Regions from separate parts of the Homo sapiens genome. Here regions 1, 2 and 3 are each linked to region 4. A link is a loop called in an ENCODE intact Hi-C map of the cell type or tissue named here. Cell type or tissue: B cell. All regions are shown on one strand. Each heading gives the region's core, and the rest is flanking DNA. Links, peaks and the distances in the headings are about the cores only. Region 1 overlaps BTLA (B and T lymphocyte associated). Region 2 overlaps TBILA (TGF-beta induced lncRNA). Region 3 overlaps LOC105374042 (a long non-coding RNA gene). Region 4 has its middle 20 kb from the start of BTLA.

What was found. A loop is a pair of places that touch in the nucleus more often than their neighbours do. Peaks named below come from ENCODE experiments on the same cell type or tissue, not always from the same donor. Only the 100,000 strongest peaks of a DNase experiment are listed, where the experiment ranks them.
Region 1: it touches region 4 in a loop (4-fold over the local background); 7 of 110 quality-filtered maps call a loop at or near these places.
Region 2: a loop joins it to region 4, with 7 times the contacts of the local background. A loop is called at or near these places in 40 of 110 quality-filtered maps.
Region 3: a loop joins it to region 4, with 14 times the contacts of the local background. A loop is called at or near these places in 88 of 110 quality-filtered maps.

The regions. Positions count from the first base shown.
Region 1 is chr3:112,461,880-112,468,159 of GRCh38, reverse strand. BTLA (B and T lymphocyte associated) reads left to right here. Exons shown (of 5, transcript NM_181780.4): 5 at 1,777-4,194. The coding sequence ends at 2,052. Among named protein-coding and RNA genes, the nearest start is that of BTLA, 34 kb to the left of the region's middle. RefSeq lists enhancers at 1,553-2,068, 4,506-4,645. In B cell, for the core only: no CTCF peak of the experiment used is centred there; a DNase peak (open chromatin) is centred at 3,709; H3K4me3 peaks cover 1,822 bases; H3K27ac peaks cover 5,000 bases.
Region 2 is chr3:112,134,508-112,140,787 of GRCh38, reverse strand. TBILA (TGF-beta induced lncRNA) reads right to left here. Exons shown (of 1, transcript NR_157393.1): 1 at 5,429-6,280. It also overlaps a transcript of C3orf52 not described here. Among named protein-coding and RNA genes, the nearest start is that of TBILA, 4.2 kb to the right of the region's middle. RefSeq lists enhancers at 3,182-3,700, 3,701-4,220. In B cell, for the core only: CTCF peaks have their summits at 3,301 and 3,501 (motif pointing left); DNase peaks (open chromatin) are centred at 3,487 and 4,537; H3K27ac peaks cover 46 bases.
Region 3 is chr3:112,324,546-112,330,825 of GRCh38, reverse strand. LOC105374042 (a long non-coding RNA gene) reads right to left here. Exons shown (of 5, transcript NR_147411.1): 2 at 4,176-4,304; 3 at 3,132-3,215; 4 at 1,440-1,480. Among named protein-coding and RNA genes, the nearest start is that of CD200, 5.5 kb to the left of the region's middle. In B cell, for the core only: CTCF peaks have their summits at 3,067 and 3,266; a DNase peak (open chromatin) is centred at 3,255.
Region 4 is chr3:112,516,540-112,522,819 of GRCh38, reverse strand. No RefSeq gene overlaps it. Among named protein-coding and RNA genes, the nearest start is that of BTLA, 20 kb to the right of the region's middle. RefSeq lists an enhancer at 392-892. In B cell, for the core only: CTCF peaks have their summits at 3,025 and 3,229 (motif pointing right); DNase peaks (open chromatin) are centred at 3,239 and 3,639; H3K4me3 peaks cover 260 bases; H3K27ac peaks cover 1,795 bases.

The sequences.
Region 1 (6,280 bases), core at 804-5,803, 55 kb after region 4:
AAATACAAATTTTAAAATGCTTTGTATACTGTAACCTGCCATAGGAATGTAAGGTGGGATTGCTGTTTCTGGCTTTATCATCTCTATCCACCACATTGTGGTGCATTGGCCTTGTGGCACCCAGCCACTTTGACGGGGTGCCACAGCAGGGGTGCTGCAGAGCACTATATTTTCTTTTGCTCCATTCATTTTAACAAAATTTTTCATGGAAATGAGCCATTTCTTGGGATGAGAGACAGGGAACCCAATTGACAGGCTTAAACAGATTGAAAAGTATCACAGGATCTTTGTTGATATATTGAGGACTAAAGGCTATTTTTCAGTTCACTTGACAGTCTTCTTTAGTGTGCCACCTACTGACCTCAACCAGGCTCTTTTCAGTGGAGTTGGGAGTACTTTTTATCTTAGCCAAGCAGCCTCTGCCTCTTTCAGTCGCTCAGCCTTACTGTTATTTTTGGGCAGCCACCACATCAGAGGGTGGCACTGTATCAGGAATTCTTACATAGCTTCTCAGGGTAAAGCCAGACATGCTTGCATGATAGAGCTCTGCCAAGGAAATCTGCCATAGACATCCTACTGCACACATCACAATGAGGATGACAAAGGACCAGACAAAGTATGTTGACTTTCAAAGACAGTGGACTTGATACCTTAAAGGAGTTAGGCCAGATGTCAAGAACGGAAATCGATGGGCAAAACTTGAATTTAAAAAACTGAAATAGCCCCTAGAATGAACACATCTTCTTTGTCAGGTGAACCTTTGTATAGGTAGGAGCGGCTAATAAATAACTGAAGAGTGAGAAAACATCAGGACTAATTTTACTTTTTGTTTTTACAAATTCACCTCTTTCTTAGAAGCTCTAAGATATTTGGCTATATTTGAAACGGTAAGAATTTTCTTGCCGGGAGTGGTGGCTCACGTCTATAATCCTCGCACTTTGGGAGGCCGAGGCGGGCGGATCACGAGGTCAGGAGATCGAGACCATCCTGGCTAAAATGGTGAAACCCCGTCTCTACTAAAAATACAAAAAAAAATTAGCCGGGCGAGGTGGCGGGCGCCTGTAGTCCCAGCTACTCGGGAGGCTGAGGCAGGAGAATGGCGTGAAGCCGGGAGGCGGAGCTTGCGGTGAGCCGAGATCGCACCACTGCACTCCAGCCTGGGCTATAGGCAAGACTCCGTCTCAAAAAAAAAAAAAAAAAAGAAGAATTTTCTTTTGATAGGAATAACAACTGGAATACTGTTTTGGAACTTTTTCTAAGCTTTATCTTTCCAAAACTGACATCAATTTTTTAATTTAAGGTCTCAAATTATAATAATATATCTTGGCTAACTCATAATATTTATTGTTTCTGCCCTCTTAGGGGGTATTTGTTCTGCTTTATCCTTAATCTTTTTATTCTAAACTGCATTAAATACTATTCATCATGTTATAAACTGCCTGAAGTTTTCATAGGATATTTTTTGCTTTTTCCATCAATTTGGGCTATGCTTTTTATCTTGAAGGGGGATTAAAAAATGTTCTGTGACCTCAAAAGTGACCAGTAATAAAGCACAAAATAACTATTTAGGGGTGACATAGTGATTCTCAAGCCTTTCATCCTTTAATAATTGAAATTTAGCTGAAAGTGTAGATGTCAGCAGAGTATGTGAGGAACAGTAGATTATTTCTCACAATGGACATGACTCCATTTAAGCTTTTCATTCATAGTTTGCTAATGAATATGCACTACCATGGCCGTAAGTGTCACTTAAAACCATCTTTTTTTCTATTGTAGGTTGATGCTCACCTTAAGAGTGAGCAAACAGAAGCAAGCACCAGGCAAAATTCCCAAGTACTGCTATCAGAAACTGGAATTTATGATAATGACCCTGACCTTTGTTTCAGGATGCAGGAAGGGTCTGAAGTTTATTCTAATCCATGCCTGGAAGAAAACAAACCAGGCATTGTTTATGCTTCCCTGAACCATTCTGTCATTGGACCGAACTCAAGACTGGCAAGAAATGTAAAAGAAGCACCAACAGAATATGCATCCATATGTGTGAGGAGTTAAGTCTGTTTCTGACTCCAACAGGGACCATTGAATGATCAGCATGTTGACATCATTGTCTGGGCTCAACAGGATGTCAAATAATATTTCTCAATTTGAGAATTTTTACTTTAGAAATGTTCATGTTAGTGCTTGGGTCTTAAGGGTCCATAGGATAAATGATTAAAATTTCTCTCAGAAACTTATTTGGGAGCTTTTTATATTATAGCCTTGAATAACAAAATCTCTCCAAAACTGGTTGACATCATGAGTAGCAGAATAGTAGAACGTTTAAACTTAGCTACATTTTACCCAATATACAAACTCGATCTTGCCTTTGAAGCTATTGGAAAGACTTGTAGGGAAAAGAGGTTTGTGTTACCTGCATCAGTTCACTACACACTCTTGAAAACAAAATGTCCCAATTTGACTAACCAACCATAAATACAGTAATGATTGTATATTTCAAGTCAGTCTTCCAAAATAAGAAATTTTTGCTGTGTCAGTCTAAGAATGGTGTTTCTTAAATGCAAAGGAGAAATCATTTTAGGCTTGATGTAAGAAAATGAAAATAATAAATGGTGCAATAAAAATATAGAATATACCAATTGGATATAGGGTAGATGTTCCACATACCTGGCAAACAAATGCTTATATCTACTCTGTTAGATTGATAAGCAAATATAGGTATTAATGGAGCAGTCAACGTATAGCACATTTATGAGGAAAGTAGAGACTCACTGGGTCACATAGACTAATGGATAGGAATGTGACATAATGCTGCTGAATTAATATACTTATGGGCATCTGAATAGTTTAAAAGTTAGTCAGAATAGGTATCACTGGGCAAGTGAAGATAGCTTAAACTGCTTCATGCTTGACTTGATAGCAAGTTAAAGTGCAATTAATGGAATGGAGGAAAACCCAGAATATTTAATTGGTCTGTAGGGGTCAATTTGCTTTCATTCACCACATCTGCATCTTGCTGTTCTTCTTACTAAGGAATCAGGGCAAATCATCTGTAGTGACATATTTTAGTTTGCTAATCATTTATTTTAAAATACTGAGGTTGCAGCCACTTAAGAGTATAGCAAAAGATGGATTCAGATTTTTGGACTTTCCAAAGTACTTGAGTTAAACTATTTCAAAAATAGCCTATAATTTTATTCAACAGTTTGAGGCTATTCGAATTCTCAGGTGCTGCTACTGAATAATGTAATAGTCTTCATACAAAGTGGATAGCAAAGGTTAAAATCCATTTCAACAAATATGTGAGCTGAGCTGCTGCACAAAGGAATGTGATGTGTGTGTGTGTGTGTGTGTGTGTGTGTGTTAGGTGGGGTGGGTGACAACAGAAATGGTGCACGAGAAACTGATCAAATTGACATTATATTTTCAGTTTGCTTATGAAGCTCAAAATACTAGAGTAAATGGGTCATTAAAGAAAATAATATGTGAAATTATGGAGTTTAGAATACAAGTGGGGTATATATACAAAAAGACAAAACTGAGGTTTTGTGGTGGAGAGATTTTCTTAAGTAACACTGGCATTAAGTTTTAGCTCCTTAGATTTGGGGGTGCAAATATTCTTTTGAGTCACTGTTATTTTGCCAATTACACCTAGAATTTCAAGCAACCAATTCGAGATAGGCTGTTTTAGCCAGGCTGCATTTGTGGACAACTTATGTAAGAAAGACATGTTAGAATAGCTGCTTGTGGTATTCTTAAAAATAGAAACAGGAAATATGGGGAGGATACATTTAGCTGTCCTCTTATCAGATGAACACACGAAATTGAACAGTTCCTTCATGATTCTCTCAAACTTAAAAGCAAAATATTTCTGTCTTATTTAAAATATCCTTAGTATGTCTTATAGTAAAGATAATGCTGATAATGATTTCATCTCTAAGATGTATTAATATATTTGTACTGTTTGCCAAAATCACAAATCATTTATGTTTTTATTCCTTTTCAAAATGGTGTCAGAGACATACATGCATTTTCCCAAATGACTCTACTTCACTATTATTTACATGGCTTATTTCATTAGTTTATAGAGGGTTTGAGAAAAAGAATATGTAGATAATTTAATGGTTTTTCACAAATTTTAAGCTTGTGATTGTGCTCAATGAGAAGGTAAAGTTATTAAAACTTATTTGAAATCAATTTGGCATCTGATTTTGTACCCCAAAATGTGTGGACATGAATAGAATACTGATTCTTAAACCCCCTGACACATAAAAGCGACCCGAATAACTTGCTAAACTGCAGACTATTAACTTGCAGCACTAAGAAATTCTGATTCAGGAGGTCTAGAAAATGGCTCTTTAATCATCATCTTTAAAAGACATGCCAACCAATTTTAATATGTTTCCCAGTGTCCACAATTTGAGAAAACTAGTAGAGGCTAGGTTTGGTATATGTGGTTTATTTGATCAGTTTTGTGCACCAACCAAAACTATCTAGTCCCCAGAATGAATTCTCTGGCGCGATCATATCTATTTTGCTAAATATATAAACTTTTTTCAGAGCACTTTTAGGTTCAGCAAAGCTAAGCGGTGAGCATTGAGAGTTTCTATACCGTCTTCCCCCACACATGCACAGTTTCTCCCATCATCAACATCCTGTACTTCAGTGGTGCCTTTGTTACAATCAGTAACTAGAATTGACATGTCATTATCAACCAAAGTTCATGGGTTACATGAGGGTTCACACTTGCAGTTCTTTGGGTTTTGACATGTATAATGACTTGTATCCACCATTATAGTGATTTACAGAATAGTTTCACTGTCCTAAAAATCCTCTGTGCTCTACTCATTTATCACTCCCTCCAAGCCCCTGACAACCACTGCCTCTATTGCTTTGCCTTTTCCAGAGTGCCGTACAGTTGGCATCATGCCCCATGTAGCCTTTTCAGATTTGCTTCTTTCACTTAGTAATATGCATTTAAGTTTCCCCCATGTCTTATCATGGCTTGATAGTTCATTTCTTTTTAATGGTGAATAATATTCCACTGTCAGAATGTACCACAGTTTATCTGTTCATCTACTGAAGGACATTTTTGTTGCTTCCAAGTTTTGACAATTATGAATAAAACTGCTCTAAACATTTGTGTGCAGGGTTTTAGAAAAACTTCAATTTGAAATTCAGGGGTACATGGGCAGATTTGTTATACAGGTAAACCAGTGTCATGGAAAGTTTGTTGTATAGATTATTTTATCACCCAAGTATTAAGCCTATTAGTACCCATTAGTTATTTTATCTGATCTTCTCCCTCCTCCCACTCTCCACCCTCTAGTGGGCCTTAATGTCTGTTGTTCCCCTCTATATTTCCATGTGTTCTCATCATTTAGCTCCCACTTATTTTTTTTTTAATTTTTTATTTTTTTTTTTGAGACGGAGTCTCGCTCTGTCCCCCAGGCTGGAGTGCAGTGGCGTGATCTCGGCTCACTGCAAGCTCTGCCTCCCGGGTTCACGCCATTCTCCTGCCTCAGCCTCCCGAGTAGCTGGGACTACAGGCACCCGCCACCACGCTTGGCTAATTTTCTAATTTTTTTTTGTATTTTTTAGTAGAGACGGGGTTTCACCCTGTTAGCCAGGATGGTCTCGATCTCCTGACCTTGTGATCCGCCCACCTTGGCCTCCCAAAGTGCTGGGATTACAGGCTTGAGCCACTGCGCCCGGCCATTTAGCTCCCACTTATAAGTGAGAACATGCAATAGTCTTTAGTTTGCTAAGGGTAATGGCTTCTAGTTCCATCGATGTTCCTGAAAAGGACATGATCTCATTCTTTTTCATGGCTGCATAGTGTTTCATGGTGTATATGTACCACATTTTCTTTATCCAGTCTTCCATTAATGGACATTTGGTTGATTCCATGCTTTGCTATTGTGAGTAGTGCTACAGTGAACATAAGCATGTATTTGTCTTTAAAACAGAACAATTTATATTCCTTTGGATATATACCCAGTAATGGGATTGCTGGGTCAAATGGTAGTTCTGTTTTCAGCTCTTTGAGGAATTGCCACACTGCTTTCCACAATGGTTAAACTAATTTACACTCTCACCAACAGTGTATAAGTGTTCCCTTTTCTTCGCAACCTCACCAGTGTCTTATTTTTTGACTTTTTAATAGTAGCCATTCTGACAGGTGTGAGACAGCATTGTTATGGTTATGACTCACATTTCAATTTTCAACTCCTTTGGGTAAATACCAAGGAGGATGATGGCTGGATTGTATGGTAAGAGTATG
Region 2 (6,280 bases), core at 392-5,391, 380 kb after region 4:
AGGCAACTTAGCCCTGAGTGAAACTTTCAGTAATCACTTTATTCACCATTATACTCACAGCAACAAGCACAATGCCTAGTATGTAATTTTAGATAATAGTCTTAACAGTGAAGAATTAGTGCATGCTTTCTGTATGTTAGGCATACAACACATGCCATACAGTTATGATGAACTCATTTTGTAACAATCATATAAGGTAAGTACAATTATTCCCAATTTATGAATGAGTAAACTGAAAATCTTACAACTAGGAAGAGGCAGAGCAGAGATTTGAAAACAAGTTATAACACATATCCCCCTAATATGGTAAGCCCTAAATAGATATCTGAAGAATTAATAAAAATTTAGCTTGCAGTGAGCTGAGATAGCACCACTGCAGTCTGGCCCGGGTGAAAGAGCAAGACTCCATCTCCAAAAAAAAAAAAATATATATTTAAAGATAAGTCTTCAGAGTCAGACTTCCACCTGGGGGTCTAGAAATCTGAATGCTATGCCAAATAACTGGTGGTGGGCACATTTTAGAAGCCAAGTATGGCAACTCCTGTCACAAAAGTGTCCTTGTGGAAAAGACAACTTGGTTTGTTTCTGTTGACAAAGTCAAATCAAACTGCTACCACTTCTCTCCAAAACTAACCTTAACCAGTTTTTTCCCAGTGATAATTACCTGACAGCTGTTAAGTGTTTAAGGAACCCCATTAATGAGTACCCCTCCTCTCCTGAGTTCTGAACCAACTGAAAATTATGATAAAGGGTTAAAGCAGATAGAGATTAAAACATTCACAAGCTCACCATTATTACTGATGGAGCTGACATTAGATAAGGTGGTTGCCTTCTTTTCCCTAGAACTGAAAAGATTGACTGCTGTAGGCATTTGTCATTAAGCTTAATGCATAGCTGAGAACAGTAGAAAATGCAAGATTTCTAAGAGTAAATTTACTCCAAAAAGTATCAAGAAGAAGGGGATTAACACAGAATGTCCAGGCTCTACTTCCAAATACATCAACCAAATAAACCACCGCACTTCAGTAGAACAAATGAGAAAATGAAGATGGGCAGCAATATAAAGGCAATGGAGATTTCAGCCCTTGATCTAGAGCAAGGACCTAGAGAGGGAAGAAGTGTTCTCCACCAACAGTAGCTGTTACTTACAGAGAGCCTAATGTTACTTACAGAGAGCCTAATGTGTCTTCTGATACGCTATTCTGAGTGCTTTTCCCTCATTAGCTTATGCAGTCATCATATGAATTTTGGGAGGTACTTACCATCATTAGTCCCATTTTGCCAAGGAAGTAATGGGGCTTAGAGCACACAAATAAATTGCTCAAAGTCACACAGCTAGGCATGATGACATGGATTTAAATCCTCCAAGCACAATCAGTGTAATGCTTTTTAAGTTATTTAGATTTTATCATGGAAATTTAAGCCATTGAAGAAGTATTGCATACACTCCATTATATTAGTTATTGTCAATGTCATGGACTAGGTTTGTGTACTGGATTGTAAACATCTCCCTGTGGGAAAAGGCCACTACACAAGACACTGGAATATAAAATCCTGGTACCATGCATGATGTATATAACCAGCCTCATCTTCAGGGCATGGTGGGTTGTGTGCCTAGGGCTCTGTTTTTACCTGAAAGAATGTAATGTACAGACTTTGGCTGAGGAAGGTTCTTAGAGCTCACTTTCATTTGGCTCTTCAGAGGAAAGCTGTTTATTTGCTTACAATGCCCAGAATATTGTCTGCTTTTAAAATTTTTATATAAAAGGCTTTCCTTGGTCTGTTGACCCTTGAATATTTTTGTAATTTAGCTTTATTCTTTAACTTTTATAATGCTTAAACCTGGTTTGTACTTTTTCTGCAGATATTTGACTTATCTTCCATGTTCTATATTAGTTTTACTAATGAAAAACAGGAAACTTTGCAAATGAAGAAACATTCTTCCCAAGGGTCATTTATTCTCAGAGAAGTGCTGTCCCACCCTCCTGGTGGTTACAGCTAGGAGAGCATTCCCAGTGAACTGAAAAAGTTCCCATTCTGTTTCTAGGCAATCATCTCTGGATTACCATGGCTCCTGCAAAGCCAATGGAGCTATGTGCTGAAATCTCTTCACCACAAAGCAAAAGTCTAACCCCAACGTTCACCTAGAGAGTTACTGAAACTCTGTTATCTCCTCTTTAAAACAAAATATTTTTTATATGGAATAGCAGCAATTAATAGTTACAGTTTTCAAACACACAACTATCTGACATTAGCTAGGACCACTAATCAGCTCATATTCTGTATCACAAAGTATATAGGTAGAAAGTTCTATTCAGGAAGATTCCTCAGTACTCTCTCACCATGCAGCCTTTGCCCTCTTTTAAAGGGAAGCAGAATAGGGAAGTCTTAACTAAGCTATTTGACTCCTGGTTCTGTAAGAAATCTTAAATAAACCACTTCTTTTCCCAAAATAAAATGCCCCAAAATAATTTTCTTTCTGTATAATTAGTTCTCCTAATTCCCTTCCCTCATTTCACCATTGCCAGAAAGTGACTGGGCTTGGGCTAGGGCTAGGGCTAGAATTATCCCATCTAGGCCTTTGAAACTGCAGGAGTATCTAGAATCACTCTTATCACTCACTCTTACCCTAAAGGTCTCTAACGTGCCTTGTGCTGAGGCCAGCCCAGATTGTGAAAACTGCGTAAGAACTGGGAAGCCTTGACACACTACATGCAAATATACTGCTCCTTATTGACACATTGGAGTGATGTAGACCAGGTTTCAAAGTCAAGCTAAGACGTCTTTCTATGAGTACTTATTAAATAGGACAACAAATAGATATATCCACACCCCGTTTGAACTTATATCTTAGCTCTGTCACTTCCTATTGGGATATCCTTGAGCAAGTCACTTGAGCCTGGTGTTCTCATCTACAACAAAGAGGAAATGGTATTTATTCCACAGAATTCTTACATGAAGAAATTAGAAATTGTATCTAAAGCATTTAACAGAATTACTGGATTATTAGAAAGCTCTCAACAAATACTTATTGTAATTATACTTTTCTATGATCTTCAAAGGATATAGCAAAACAGTCATTGGTCATTAATTCTTTACAGCAATGCCAAAGGATAGGAAAGTAAATTTAAAGATCTCAACCCAAACGTTCTCTGATTTCCCTATCATCTGCTTACAAATATCCAGGCTTTTATTTCCAATTCAACACATACGGTTTCTTACATGTGTTAGAAATGTAGTTTCTTACACGTGTTAGGCACTGGAGTTAAACACTGAGAAGAATAAAGAGTGAATCTATGATTCAAAGATTTGTTATCTGGGCTTCTTTGTGTGGGGGTGTGTTGCTCTACTCATTTACGGAGAGGAGATATATTATTTATAGTCCAGAGTCAGTTTTACAGCAGTAAATCTATTATAAATATCCTGCTCTTTCATGCTACTTTACACAAGTGATTGATAGCTAACACTTCCACAGCTCAGCTTCTCCATCTAGCGGCCTGAGTAAAACAGAAGCTTGAAAGCAATTCCTAACCTTCCCCTAAATTACAATGGGCAGATTGATTTCCAACTCACCCTACCATGGCTCTCTGGACTCAAAGACTCTTTTAGACAATAGTGGAACTAATTAAGCCACACATGGAGCAGCATCCAGGCTGTGTCTGCTCAGGCTGCCCCAACTAGGGTCTAGGATCTGTTCATTCATACTGGTGGGAAGTCAACAATAGCCCTACTCACTGGCTAAGCACCCTGTCCATGTGGTCTCTCTTTCACAATGCTAAGACATTCTGGTCCCCTGCTGCTAGCCTCTAGGTAGTGCAAAATGTGCTGAGGCCACTGAGGAAGGGGCACTTTTAGGTTAGATTGATTGTTTTTCTTTTTTTCTGAAGGTAATAGGGAAGAGAGAGGTTAGTTATAATAGTATACCAAGATTCCTTCCGACTCCCACACATACATACCTCTTTTTCTCGTACACAAAATGGCAGACCACTGGTTGTCATCCCAGATTTTCCATACACAAGGAAGAAGCATTCAATAATTTGGAACACATACTCTATTTTTTATTGTAATTATCCAGCCTGGGAAAGGAAATGGTTTTGAAAGAGGAGAATAGGAGAAACAGACAAGGGTACCCCCAGGTTTCTTAGATCTATATGCTGTGGAAACCTGATTTTCAATATAAGCTTTGTTAAGAATATTCTTTTTTACTTCAATGCTTCATTTAATTTATTGATGGGAGGGTTTTCCTGAATTTCAAATATTTACAGAATAAGAAAATTTACCACCCTAACATCTTTCCTAGAGTCAATTACATGAGGGATTCATGAAAAAAATTAATGGAGCTACTATTGGGGAAATAGAATTAAAAGCAAAATCTCCTGCTATTTCAGAAAACCTCACCACAAAAATAGAAGAGAAAGAAAACACTTTTATTTCTGAATATTCAACCAGAATGTAATGCACACCACAGGCAATCCCCTAAAGAGATTACTAAAACAGAAAGAAATCTTCCCCTTTTATATGCCAAGAAGATATCCTCCACTGCACACATTTTCTCAAGACAAACAATGACTAGTATTCACATAAGAGGACTTGACAGCACCATTTGTCACATAGCGTTTATCTGAAATTATTTTTGTAATATATTTGCTAATTGCCCTTAAAAACTAATTTCTCATTTCTTTTTGGTTGGAGGTAGATTTGCAATTTGGAGTCAGGTGTCAACTGAAGTTAGACTCCAGAAAATTGTATTCTGGAATACTTGAGCATGGAGACTGCACATGGACATTAGGGTGTGTGCTCTGAGATAAACGAAAGCTACAGTGAGAGAACATAACCAATCCCAAAGATAATTTCAAAGAACAATGACAGCAAAGGTTAGGTGGGAGTAGTATTTGACAATGCTTATTTGATATTGTCTCTCAGAGCTGCAAACTAGATTATACAAGTCATTAGCGTCAGATAGCTTTAAAGTTGTGACCTTCCTTTACATGAATTTTCTAGCCAGTTTCCTATCCTTTGCAAGAGGTAACAAAACATGAAACCCTAGAATGTGTGAGTTCAGGCATTAGGTATATAATAAGGAGGCTCTCTGTCCAGGGCTGCTTTCTGTCTTGCAGGGGCTAGTGAGTCTTGTGTGTTTTTATTTTATTCTCACATTTGTGTTTTTTTAGAAAAGTGAATGATCAATAATGGCTTATCTTTTATAATAAAATCTTCCATTTTTAATAAGGTGCTCCTGGAAATCCCTCACAGAGCCAAAAGGAAGTTTGGAGAGCAGCCATAAGGATAAGAATGATGTGAGATGAATCTGGGGTTGCACAGCTAGTACCCTAGTTTCTCTGAAATTGTTTCTTCTAAGCCCACTCCCCATCCTTCTCCTGCCTGTTTTAGATATGACCTTTACATTACTCAAGGACAAGCAATAAAATATTTTGCACTTTGTTTTATTTCTTTCAAGGAACTTCACAAGAGCAGTCCTGTATCTGCTTTTCTTACCATTGAACCTACAGTGCCCAGCACATAGTAGGCACTCGACACATACTTGTTAAAGGAATGAACAAACAGATGAGTGACCAAACTGGAAACAACCATCAAATACAAGGATAATACAAAAATCCATGATTCCTGTCCCGAGATTTCTTTCTTTTTTAACCTTTTGTCTGTTGAGATTCATTTATGTGCAGTGAAGTGCACCCTTATTAGTATACAGTTCTGTGAATTATGAGAAATGCATACAGTCATGTGGGCACTAACACAATCAAGATAAAGAACAACAACAAAAAATTTCCTCCTGTGCTTTGAAAGTCAACACCTCCCCCACCTTTTGCTCCTGGCAACACTAATATGTTTTCTGTTCCTGTGGTTTCACCTTATCTCTAATGTCACAGAAGGTAGGCTTTAAGTCTGGTCTCTTTCACTTAGTGTAATGCATTTGAGATTGATCCAAGTTATTGCATGTATTAATAGTCCACTCCTTTTCAATGATGGTCAGGATTCTGTTGTGTGGATGTAATATAACACAGAGCTTATTTAGCAATTCACTCAATGAAGATCAGTTGGGCTATTTCCAGGGTATTTCGGCTATTATGAGTAAAGCACATATAAAAATTTGTACACACAGTCTTAGAGGACATAAGTTTCACTTGGCTAAATGCCTAGGAGTGAAATTGCCAGGTTGTACAGTAACCCTATGTTCAATTTTATAAGAAATTGCCATACTTCTGAGATGGGAGAGTTCCCTTGACCCCTTCTCGGGACTTGCGACAGGGGTGTGGCCTAC
Region 3 (6,280 bases), core at 882-5,881, 190 kb after region 4:
ACTAAGGACAATGCATATATTTATTTTTTTAAGTCAATTTCTTAAATTTCCCAACACGTATACCTTAGCATAATTCTCCTCACCTCTCATAATCTTATTTTCTAATTTTTTAAAAATAAAATCTTACATTTATTATTTTAAAATCCAGATTCAAATTATATAGTTAAGCAACCAGTTTCATAATGATTGAGGCCAGGAGTTCAAGATCATACTGGGCAACATAGTGAGACCCCTGTCTCTACCAAAAAATAAAAATAAATTACCTGAACATGGTGGCACATGTCTGTAGTCCCAGCTAATCAGGAGGCTGAGATGGGAGGATTGCTTAAGCTCGGGAGGTTGAGGCTGAAGTGAGCCATGATGGAGACACTGCACTCTAGCCTGGGTGATGCAGTGAAACACTATTTCAAAAAAAAAAATAGCTTAAAAACAACATTTTTAGGTTAAAAGAGACTTGGGACACAGAAGAGTGAACAAAAGGGGAAAAACTCCCAGCCATAATGAAGCATAAACATTGTATTAAAAACCCTTTGAAAAAGAAGAAATTTGCTTACATAATTTTTTTTAAAGAAAGGTCTGCAGGAAAAAGAAAAAAATGACATTTAAAATTATTGGACAGATTTAAAGGAGCATTCAGAATTAATATATCACCTTAACTATATCAGATGTCAATATTGAGCAAAAGAAGCAAACAAGGAACTCAACAAAATGAGAAGAAAAAAAATAATAAAACTAAAGGCAGAAATCAATAAAAACGAACACAAATAGAATAAATATAATTTTTTTAGAGATTAATTGATCAAACGGGTGGCATGTAATACTCAGAAAATTATTTCTGTAATACTCAGAAAATTATTACTGTAATACAGAGTAACAATATAGAATGAAAAGGGAGAATTAATACTGATGCAACAAATAGCAAAAATAACAAAACAATATTGTGAACAGTAATATGAAAACTTACACAAAATGAATAAATTTCTGAAAGTGGCAAATTGGCCATAAAAATTTAAAAATTAAATAGGCCAATAAATTAGTAAGCAAGTAAATCAAAATCAAAGACTTGTTTTGCAAAATAAATAAATAAATAACAGACCTAGAGGATTGTTGAGGAATAGATCTATCTTATTCATGTTCAAAAGGGAGAATTATAAAATTACTAAGATCTTTCTTTGAGGCTAGTGTTATTTTAATTTTAAAGCCAGGAAAGGATAATCCAAGAAAATAAAATTATAGTCCTCTTTTACTTATAAATATAAAGCAGAACAATTTCCAAAATGGCTTAACATTAGAAAACTGTCAGTATAATTTATTATATTAGTAAATTGCTATGAAAAATTCATGATTATCTCAACAAGTACCAATAAATTTTTTCTTAAGTTCAACAACATATTTATCATAAAAGCAAAGGAGATAAGAATAAGAAAATATTTCCTAACCTTATGCTTAGTGATCAAACTGCAGTAAATGTCATATTCAACTGTAAGGAAATTTTAGACATGGTCTTTTAAATCGGAAACAAGAAAAAGATAACTGTTATTGCAGGTATTAAATATAAAAAGAGGTGTCGATTGGAAAGAAAGAAGCAAAACTGTCATTAGTTGTAAGAGAGAGAATCAACTTCATGAAAAACAATCAAAATCAACAGAAAAACTTAAATACAGAGTTTAGCACAGTTTCCAAATATTGGTTAACTTAAAAAATCCAAAAATGTTCCTAAACCACTAATAATAACCAGCTAGAAATTTTTTAAAATATCATTAATTATAGTGAATAAATTAAAAGTACCAAAGAATTAACCTAGCAAAAATTACACCTACATTGAGAAAATTGTAAAGCCTTCCTAAAAGACATTTAGAAAGACTTGAATAAATGGATAATATATTTATGGCTGAAGGAAATTCCACTATAAAGACATCAATGCCCCAAACTCAAACTTATTAACAACTTATAGTTTGACTTAACATTGTTAAATCCATCTACTTTTTATCCACAAAAAGTGGACTTTTGGTTTTCCATTAAATACTTCTGTTCCCCTAACAGTATAACTGAAAAATGTAATAGAGTGATGCCAAACAGGGAGAAGTAATCTATATCTAGTATGTAAAGGATCTAAGATATAAAAAATTTCTGGCTGGGTGCGGTGGCTCACCCCTGTAATTCCAGCACTTTGGGAGGCCGAGGCAGGAGGATCATTTGAGGTCAGGAGTTCGAAACCAGCTTAGCCAACATGGTGAAACCCTGTCTCTACTAAAAATACAAAAAGGGGCGCTGTGGCTCACGCCTGTAATCCCAGCACTTTGGGAGGCCAAAGCAGGTGGATCACCTGAGGTCAGGAGTTCAAGACCAGCCTCAAAATATGATGAAACCCCTTCTCTACTAAAAAATAACAAAAATTAGCTGGGCGTGGTGGTGGACACCTGCAATCCTAGTGACTTGGGAGGCTGAGGCAGGAGAATCACTTGAACCCAGGAGGCGGAGGTTGCAGTGAGCCGAGATCTCACCATTGCACTCCAGCCTGGGCAACAAGAGTGAAACTCCGTCTCAAAAAAAAAGAAAATACAAAAAATTAGCTGGGCATGGTGGTGGGCACCTGTAATCCCAGCTACCTGGGAGGCTGAGGCAGGAGAATCACTTGAGCCCCAGAAGTGGAGGTTGCAGTGAGCTGAGATCGCAGCATTGCACTCCAGCTCTGGGTGACAGAGCAAGACTCCGTCTCAAAAAAAAAAAAAAAAATTTGCAAATATAAACAGCCAACCAGACATTACTTGAAGATGTAGACAAGAACTTTACAGAAGGGGAAACTTGAATGGCTAACAAATATATGAATACATGCTCATACTTATTAATAATCTGAAAAAATGCAAATCAAAGCAGTCATTCAATTGGTGATGATGGGAGGGGATCTGAATCAGGGAATAAATAGAAATATTCAAAGACATTAATATTAATATAACCTCATTAGAAACCAATAATTCATGAAATTTGATTATATATTTAACCAAATCATTGTTTTCATTTATTTCTAAAATAATTGTTGCTACCAAATGCATGATTTAATTTGGAAGGTTAAATCTTAAATTTGAAGTGTACAAAATAACAGTAACAAATTCACAAACCTTCCAATTTACCTGTATGTGAGAAGAGAATGGCTCATTGCATTCTCCATGTGAGGCTGTCTCAAATGAAGTATTGGTTCACACATACTCTGTGACCTAGAGATACAGCGACATTAATGTATCCATAAGAGGAATACAGCCCAAACACTCCCCCTCATGGCAGTACATTGTAAGAGTATGCTACGAGTAAAAAATTGGGAGATTCAGACTCAAATTCTCTTGAGATTGACCAAAGTATATTTTCAAATGCTTAGTTGGGCATAAAAATACTCCAATTACAGAACTTGCAGATTATTTCCACTCTATAATAGTGAGAGTCATAACCTATGATTTGTCCCCTTGGAGAGTCTATTCATTATACTCTAAAATTTAAACCACTGGTCCTTATATGTTCCATATATTTCAGATTCATATATAGAGATAATTAACCTATTCCTTTGGATGTAAAATAGGCGTTTCAAAATTAACATGTTCAAAATTGAACTCTGGATTCTCTTTCCATAGTTTATTCTTTCTCTGATCTTTCCCGTATTTGTAAAAGTTTTCTTCATCTAACACCAAAAAGCAAACAATCATCGGGACAATTCTTATATTTTGCTCTTTTACCACAGCTGTTCCTTCAGCAAATCTTGCTATCCTAAACTTGTCCTTAATCCCTCAGTCCCCTTTGCTGCTACTCTAGTCCAGGCCACCATCAACTCTCATCTTAACTACTGCAATAGTCTCTTTGAAAAATCTCCTTCCAGTCTCTACCTTTTTTTACCTCTCAATGAGCTTCCTCCCACCAGTTGTCTGTGGTCCATATTCTCTCGTGCAAAAACCTGTCCTCAGTAAAGACTCTTAAACTCAATTTACCATAAGTATTAATGATAACTAACAGCCTACCTTTGTAATATTCCAGAGTAAACTATCACTTTAAAAAAGATATACCCTTCACTGCGGGAATTACCAAGCATGTGGAAGAGTTTTTTCATAACAACTCTTTTCATGACGGATTTTGCCACAGCCCTTGGAATTTCTTTTTTTAATGATTGAAACTAACCCTGTTTCACTCACCCTCTTTTTCACAAACAGGTAACATCTTCTTTCTCAGAGTAATACAGAGGATAACGATGACAACACATGAAATAAATTAAAATGTTATGAGTGCACCTATAGGTAGACAAATAGAAGAACTAGATGTACCTGAAAAACACAAATCAGAAACGTTCTTTGTGACTATACTTCTTTTCTATACACTGTATTGCCCTCTTGATACCTTTAATCTGTAATGCTCTTTTGAGATGCCTTGCCTCTTTGACATTAAAATTAATACTATAATGAGATTTGCCATATTTTACTTTATTAAAAAAACTAACAAATATTCAAACTCCTACATGTTCTTCAAAGATATATAACATCTAATATAATCTTAACATTCTCAAGAATAAGAAAAAATAGGTAATCACCTAAATATTTATCACAGAAAAATGGTTAAGCAAAATATAATATAATGTAATAAATAATAAATTAATAAATAATTTTATTAAGAATTATATATAAATTTATAATTATATATATAAATAAGCTTAATAATAAAATATAATGTCACTTGCTGACTATATTACTAAAATGGAATTTCCAGAGTCTGGAATAAACTCAGAAAATAAATGTATAATAATAATAATAAATATTCAAGATGAATGTACTGAGTAATGCGATAAGCATTTTATAGGGACCATTTATTCACATTATCTGGGTAAGTGCAGTTATTAGGTACAGATGAGAAAACGCAGTCTCAGTGATGTTAAGAAAATCACTCAAAGATATACCATGATTAAGTGGAAAAAGTGAGAAACAAGTTTAATTTTCACTTGAGTGCCTACACTCAAGAAAAACAATTTTTCAGGCATCAACACTTTAAAAAATAGCTACTTTGACCAAAGTGTAACTAAATTGTGTTACTGACATGTGTTCGTTTAGCCCTCTGAATAAAATGTACATTTTTTTATCGCAATTTAAAATTAACAAAAAGCCATCACTATAATTGTCAATGATTCTTCTTAGATATGATATAAAAATGAACATATACACTTTATGTTGGCCCTTAAGTAAGTTTTTGCTAACGTTAACATGAAATATTTTGCATTTTGCATATTTAGGTCTTCTCACAGTAGGCTTTTTTTGTGTCCTCTTCCTAATTGCCAGACTGCTGTAATTTTCCTGCTTACAGTAACCTCTCACTCTTTTTAAATTTGCTGCTTTGAATTTTCATTACCATTGAAGGAAAAGAGAAATCTTTTTTAGTAGTTCTTCTCTGAAATGTTATTTAGAGAGTGCATGTGATCCGGTGTGCCATTTATTTTTGAGTGCTCAGACATCGTTTTGTCTCAGTTTCTAGATTTTACCAATAGTCTTTCTCAAGAAAATACTACATAGTCATTCTAAATAGGTGGAGGGGGATGAATGTGAAGAGTTTGGTGGTAAAATATGAACACATCCTTAAAGTCAACAACAACAATGCATAGAAAGAAAGCCTTATATAAGAATTTCAACAGAATTTGGGATTTATATTGCTAATATTTGTTACAAAACTAAGCAAGGAAGAATCATTTTCTTAGTTGATAACTTCTTTACTGACATTTGTATTTCAGTAAGAAGTAAAATTAACTGATATCTAGCTAGTAGATTGATGGAAGATACATAAGCTATTCAACTGGCATATTCCAATCTCATGAGCTGGGGAAGGCCTAGGCGAGTAGATCACCTGAGGTCAGGAGTTCAAGACCAGCCTGGCCAACATGGTGAAAATCTGTCTCTACTAAAAATACAAAAAATTAGCCAATTGTGGTGGCATGCACCTCTAATCCCAGCTACTCGGGAGGCTGAGGCAGGAGAATCACTTGAACCTGGGAGGCAGAGGTTGCACTGAGCCGAGATTGCCCCACTGTACTCCAGCCTGGGCAACAAGAGTGAAACTCCATCTCAAAAAAAAAAAAAAAAAAAAAAAAAAAAAAAAAAAAGAATATTTCTGATCATTTTCCTGTATATTCTGATTGTGAACTTCCTTACATGTCCTGCAGATAAATAAATCTTGTTTCATTTGCCCAAGTGATATACTGATATTCATCAGTCTGTTAGTCCATAGTTAATACTGAAATTTGTTACAGCTTTGTTTATGA
Region 4 (6,280 bases), core at 599-5,598:
TTTAAAAATATTTGCTTTTTAGAAATTTGTGTCAATTAAACTGGTATACACATACAATGAAGTATTATTCAGCCTAAAAAGGACTAAAATCCTCTCCACTGCAGAAAAAATGGATGAGATTTCAGGTCTGTATATTAAGTGAAATAAGCCAGGAACAGAATGACAAATATTACATGTCCTCACTTACATGTAGGAACAAAAAAGAAAATCTTGGCCAGGTGTGGTGGCTCAGGCCTGTAATCCCAGCACTTTGGGAGGCCGAGTTGCACGGATCACTTGAGGCCAGGAGTTCGAGACCAGCCTGACCAACATGGTGAAACCCCGTCTCTACTAAAAACACAAAAAATTAGCCATGCGTGGTGACGCGTGCCTGTAGTCTCAGCTACTCGGGAGGCTGAGGCCCAAGAATCCCTTGAACTCTGGAGGCAGAGGTTGCAGTGAGCCCGGATTGTGCCTGTATACTCCAACCTGGGCAACAGAAAGAGACTCCATCACACACATACACACAAAAGGAATCTCAGGAAGGTGGAGAGTATAAAGGTGGTTAGCAGACGCTAGGAAGAAAAGGGGTGGGATAGGGAATGAAGAGAAGTGGATAATTGGGTCCCAAAATACAGAAAGATGGAATAAGTGAGTTGTAGTGTTTGCTAGTACAGCACGAAAATTTTAGTTCACAAGAATTTCTTGCATACTTCCAGATGCTTTGGTAAGAAGCTTCCTAACTTTCTCATTATGCTGGTTTTTAAGTTATTCTCTTTCTGCTCCTGAAATCATGCTGGTTTTTTGTTTTTGTTTTTTTGAGACAGAGTTTCACTCTTGTTGCCCAGGCTGGAGTGTAATGGTGCGATCTTGGCTCACTGCAACCTCTGCGTCCTGGGTTCAAGCGATTCTCCTGCCTCCACCTCCTGAGTAGCTGGGATTACAGGCATGCGCTAGCACGCCCAGTTAATGTTGTATTTTTAGTAGAGACGGGGGTTTCTCCCTGTCGGTCAGGCTGGTCTTGAACCCTTGACCTCAGGTGATCCACGCACCTCAGCCTCACAAAGTGCTGGGATTACAGGCGTGAGCAACCGTGCCCGGCCCATGCTGTATCCTTATCTGTTGTCTGTTGTTGTTTGTTTGTTTTTGAGCCCAGGAATAACTTCTCACCTATATGTTCAAATGATTTTTAACATGAGTGCTAAGAAAGTCCAGCAATCTCACTACTGGGTATTTATCCGGAGGAAAGAAAATCTATGTATCAGAGAGATTCCTGCACCTTCATGTTTATTGTAGCACTGTTAAAAATAGTCAAGATATGAAATGTCCATCAAAAGATGAATGGATAAGGTGGTGTATATACACAAAATGGAATTCTACTTGGCCATAAAAAAGAATGAAATCTTCTAATTTGTGGCAACATGGATGAACCTGGAGGGCATGTTAACTGAAATAAGATGGCTCAGAAGGATAAACACCACATGTTCTCACTCATATGTAGGAGCCAAAAAAACAAAAAAGAGCTCATAGAGAGTATAATTGTGGTTTTTAGAGTCTGGGAAGGGTAGTGGGGAAGGAAGAGTAGTGGGGAAGGAAGAGTAGTGGGGAGGAGAGGATACGGAGAAGTTCGTTAACAGATACGAAATTATAGCTAAAGAGGAGGAATAAGTTCTAGTGTTCTGTAGCACTGTAAGGGAAATATTGTGTATTTTTTAAAAAGCTAGAAGAGAGGATTTTTATTTTGAATGTTCACATCATAAATGTTTGAGATAATGAATATGCTTAATTACCCTGACTTGATCATTACACATTGTATACATATATTGAAATACTACTATATATCCCATAAATATGTAGTTATCACATGGCAAAGAAAGAAAAACAATGAAATATTAATAGGCAATTTACAGAAACCCAAAAGTCCAACGAGTGTGTAAAGATACTCAAACTTATCAGAGAGATATGTATTAAAACAATAAGATGCCTCTTTATCTAGTGAAAAATTAGGCTGGATAGTTATTAGCATTCAAAGAAATGTGAAGGTAGAGGAACTCTTGTGCACTGCTGATAGGGTATAGACCAGCACAGCCATTTTAGGGAGTAACCTGGCAGTATCGAATCCAATTGAGTATACCTCACTCCTGAGTTTATACCACAAAAGAATACATGCAGAGGACCTTAAAGGATTGTATAGGAGGATGCTCACTGCTGTGTTGGTTGTGGTGGCGGGAGTTGGAAGTAATCTGGTCTCTTACTACTGATAGACTTACAAAGGATTATGCAGCAATTAGAAAGAGATACACGTGAAACAACATGAATAGATCTTAAATATAGATCTGAATTTTTAAAAGTTATTTGTAGTTAGCTCTACCATTTTTATTTGGTTACCTATATGGCAACATAAATATAATATCTAAACCCAAACTCCTGGTTTTATATCTGCTGCCAAAAAAGTAACTGCCACAACTGAACTAACAATTAAAACCCTTGCTCCTCTAATAATCTTTCTCATCTCAGTTAATGCCACTACTCTCCTCAAAATTTGTCCTGAGCCAAAAATTTTAGGAGCCATCTTTTGTTCCTCTTTCTCTCTACACTCACTCCACTAACACATATCCCAGCTCTCAGGAACAAGCTCTGTCCTCTCTACCTCCAAAATACATCCTGGTGCATAGGATTTTCTGCCCTGAAGTAGCACCTCATGTGATTCCAATGCAGGAGTTTCCTGAATCACACTTTGAGAAACTCTGAAAACATGCTCTCCTGCTCTGTTGAGGAGTAAGCTTTTCCTTTTTGGTAATTTTAGGAAGATAATAATTTTTGGCTTTTTAGAATAAAGATCGTTGTGATTCCATTGTTAATAATCAGTGAATCAAAAGATCCCAACTAGTAATATCATTCCAGTTTTATCACCAACACAGCTGACAGATTGAAAGTTTAATGAACAGCAAGTAATTAAGGCCTAGGCTTTAGAACCAATATTTAATTCCCGGGTCTCTTACTTTTAGTTGTGTAACCTTGGTTTGTTTATTTACCTCTGAACCCCCAGGTTCCACATCTACAAAATGAGAGAGCATTATCTAGCCATAGAGTTGTTAGGAGGATTTGGATGTAAAGCATGTGGCACAGTGCTTGACCTCAACATGGCTGCTGCTAAAATGACAATAATGATAATAATCACTATTGCTGTGACTACTACCACTACTAGAACTTCTAGTTTTGAGGCCACAGATACTAAGAACATCCAGCAGAGGGCAATGGAACAGCACAAGATTTAAGTTAGTATATGAGCCTACTGGAGATGTGTCACATTTACCAAGCATTATTTCTACTTTTATATTTCTTATTTTAATGGAAAGAAGAGATGGATGTTATTGATGGACCTCTTTTATATTTGAGATTCTCACTTCCCCAATTATTGAAGAATGATGGTACATCTATATCTATACAATCCTCGCTTAGAACTTGCAATCTCAATCTCCTAATGTATTAGTCTGTTTTCACGCTGCTGATAAAGACATACCCGAGACTGGGTAATTTATAAAGAAAAAGAGGTTTAATGGACTCACAGTTCCACATGGGTGGGGAGGCCTCACAATCATCACAGAAGGAGAAAAGGTATGTCTTACATGGCAGCAAGCAAGGAAGAAATGAGAGCCAAGCAAAAGGGGAAACTCCCTATAAAAATCATCAGAACTTGTGAGACTTAGTCACTATCACAAGAACAGTATGGGGCAAACTGTCCCCACGATTCAATTACCTCCTACCTGGTCCCTCCCACACATGTGGGAATTATGGGAGCTACTATTCAAGATGAGATTTGGGTGGGGACACAAACCATATCACCTAACATCTTTCAAATTTTTTAAATTTAAAAAAAATTTTTATAGAGACAGGGTCTTCTATGTTGCCCAGGCTGATCTAGAACTCCTGGGCTCAAGTGATCCTCTCACCTCAGCCTCCCAAAGTGTTGGGATTACAGGTATGGGCCACTGCACCTGGCCCTCCTAACAGCTTTGTCCCTTACCCCAATGTCCCCCTTTCTAAATAATGAGAGGAGTGGAATAAATATTTGGTTTTTAAGTCCTGTACCCAAGAGCCATTGGTGCTGTTGAGCTGCATCAGGGCTGTCAGGGATAAGTAGGAAGGCTCCACTTCTCTCCCCACCACTGTCTACCAAAGTAACTCAGCATTTATCTGTTTGATACATTGGATTTTCTCATAAGATTTTATTTTGGAAAAAAAAAAAGTTAAAAAATAGATGCTCACAAATGCCCCTTCTGCCTCTATCCAAAGAATCTAGTTTGCTGGGGCCTTTGTTGTTGTTTTAACAAATAATAGTATTTCTTATCTAGCATTTTTTAACATTTGGCCAGTTCATCAGTTGCAAAATCAGTTATTGTGTCTTTCTTAATATGAAATGATGGAATACAATCAAACAAGTAAAAATATCAACATACATTAGCAAGAAAAAATTTTGTTCTTTGTTCCAGCTATGTCTGTCTATGCATACTGGGTAGAGTGGTAAAATTAATTTCATATTGTAGATTGTGAAAAATTTGAAATTTTGAAAGCCACTGCTATATATATATTGAAAATTTGAAAGCCACTGCTATATATATTGATACAGTTTTTGCTTTTATCACTGTATTAATCTGCTAAGGCTGCAATAACAAACTACCACAGATTGAACAGAATGGCTTAAACAACAGAAATTTATTTTCTCACATTTCTTGGGGCTAGAGTATAAGAAGATGTTAGCATGGTTGTTTCCTCTGAGGCCTCTCTCTTTGGCTTGTAGGTGGTTGTCTTCATGTTCACATGGTGTTCTTCCTGTATGCATATTGTTAAAGAAAAAAATTATTTTATAATGCTTGTTGATGGGCATTTGGGTTGATTCCATGTCTTTGCTGTTTGTGAATAGTGCTGCAATGAACATATATGTGCATGTATCTTTATAATTGAATGATTTATATTCCTTTGGGTATATACCCAGTAATGGAATTGCTGGGTCAAATGGTATTTCTGGTTCTATGTCCTTGAGAAATCACCACACTGTCTTCCATAATGGTTGTTCTAATTTACATTCCTACCAACAGTGTAAAACTGTTCTTATTTCTCCACAGCCTCACCAGCATCTGTTGTTTTTTGACTTTTTAGTAATCACCATTCTGACTGGTGTGAGATGGTATCTCATTGCGGTTTTGATTTGCATTTCTCTAATGATCAGGGATGTTGAGCTTTTTTTCATATGTTTGTTGGCTGTACTTCTTTTGAGAAGTATCTGTTCATGTCCTTTGCCCACTTTTTAATGGGGTTTTTTTTTTCTTGTAAATTTGTTTAAGTTCTTTGTATACTCTGGATATTAGACCTTTGTCAGATGGATAGATTGAAAATGTGGTACATATACATCATGGGATACTATGCAGCCATAAAAAGGAACAAGATCATGTCCTTTGCAGGAACATGGTTGGATCTGGAAGCCATTATCCTCAGCAAACTAACACAGGAACAGAAAACCAAAGGCCACATGTTCTCACTTATAAGTGGGAGGTGAACAGTGAGAACACATGGACACAGGGAGGGGAACAACACACCCTGGGGCCTGTCGGTGGGGGTTGGGGGAGGGAGAGCATCAAGAAAAGTAGTTAGTGTATACTGAGCTTAATACCTAGGTGATGGGTTAATAGGTGCAGCAAACCACCATGGCACATGTTTACCTGTGTTTACTTATGTAACAAACCTGCACATCCTGCAGGTTATGTACCCTGGAATGTAAAATAAAATAAAAAACTAAAGTTCAGATCTTGAAATTGTAAAACAGAGAACATAAAGCAAACACACTTAATATGTTACAAAGAAAATGAGAAATGCAAAAATAATAATAATAATAATACTTATTAAAGCACAGTGAAGAAGACTTTATTCAGGACCATTGCAATAGGTATAGGTAACACCACAATGAGATTTTGCAGCCTGGGAGAAAGATTGGACTTAATTCCAAACACAGCATGGGCAAGTGGGAATTTATAGCCAAGGAGCAGGGTGGGGGTCAATGGATGGAAAATTACTAAAAGGAAACATCAGGGGTGAGGAAGATTTCAGCTAAACCAACTTCACAGGATTCTTGCTAAAAACAGAACAAGGTGATTTATTACCTGTGGGATAGTGGAGGATGAGGAACTTGATCAGATGTCACGGTTGATCAGCTACTGGGGGAGAGGGGTTCTTACTAAATGAGTTTTTGGATAAAGCAGATTTTACAAGGAGGTGCACAGATGGGCCTAGGAGAAGGTTAGGG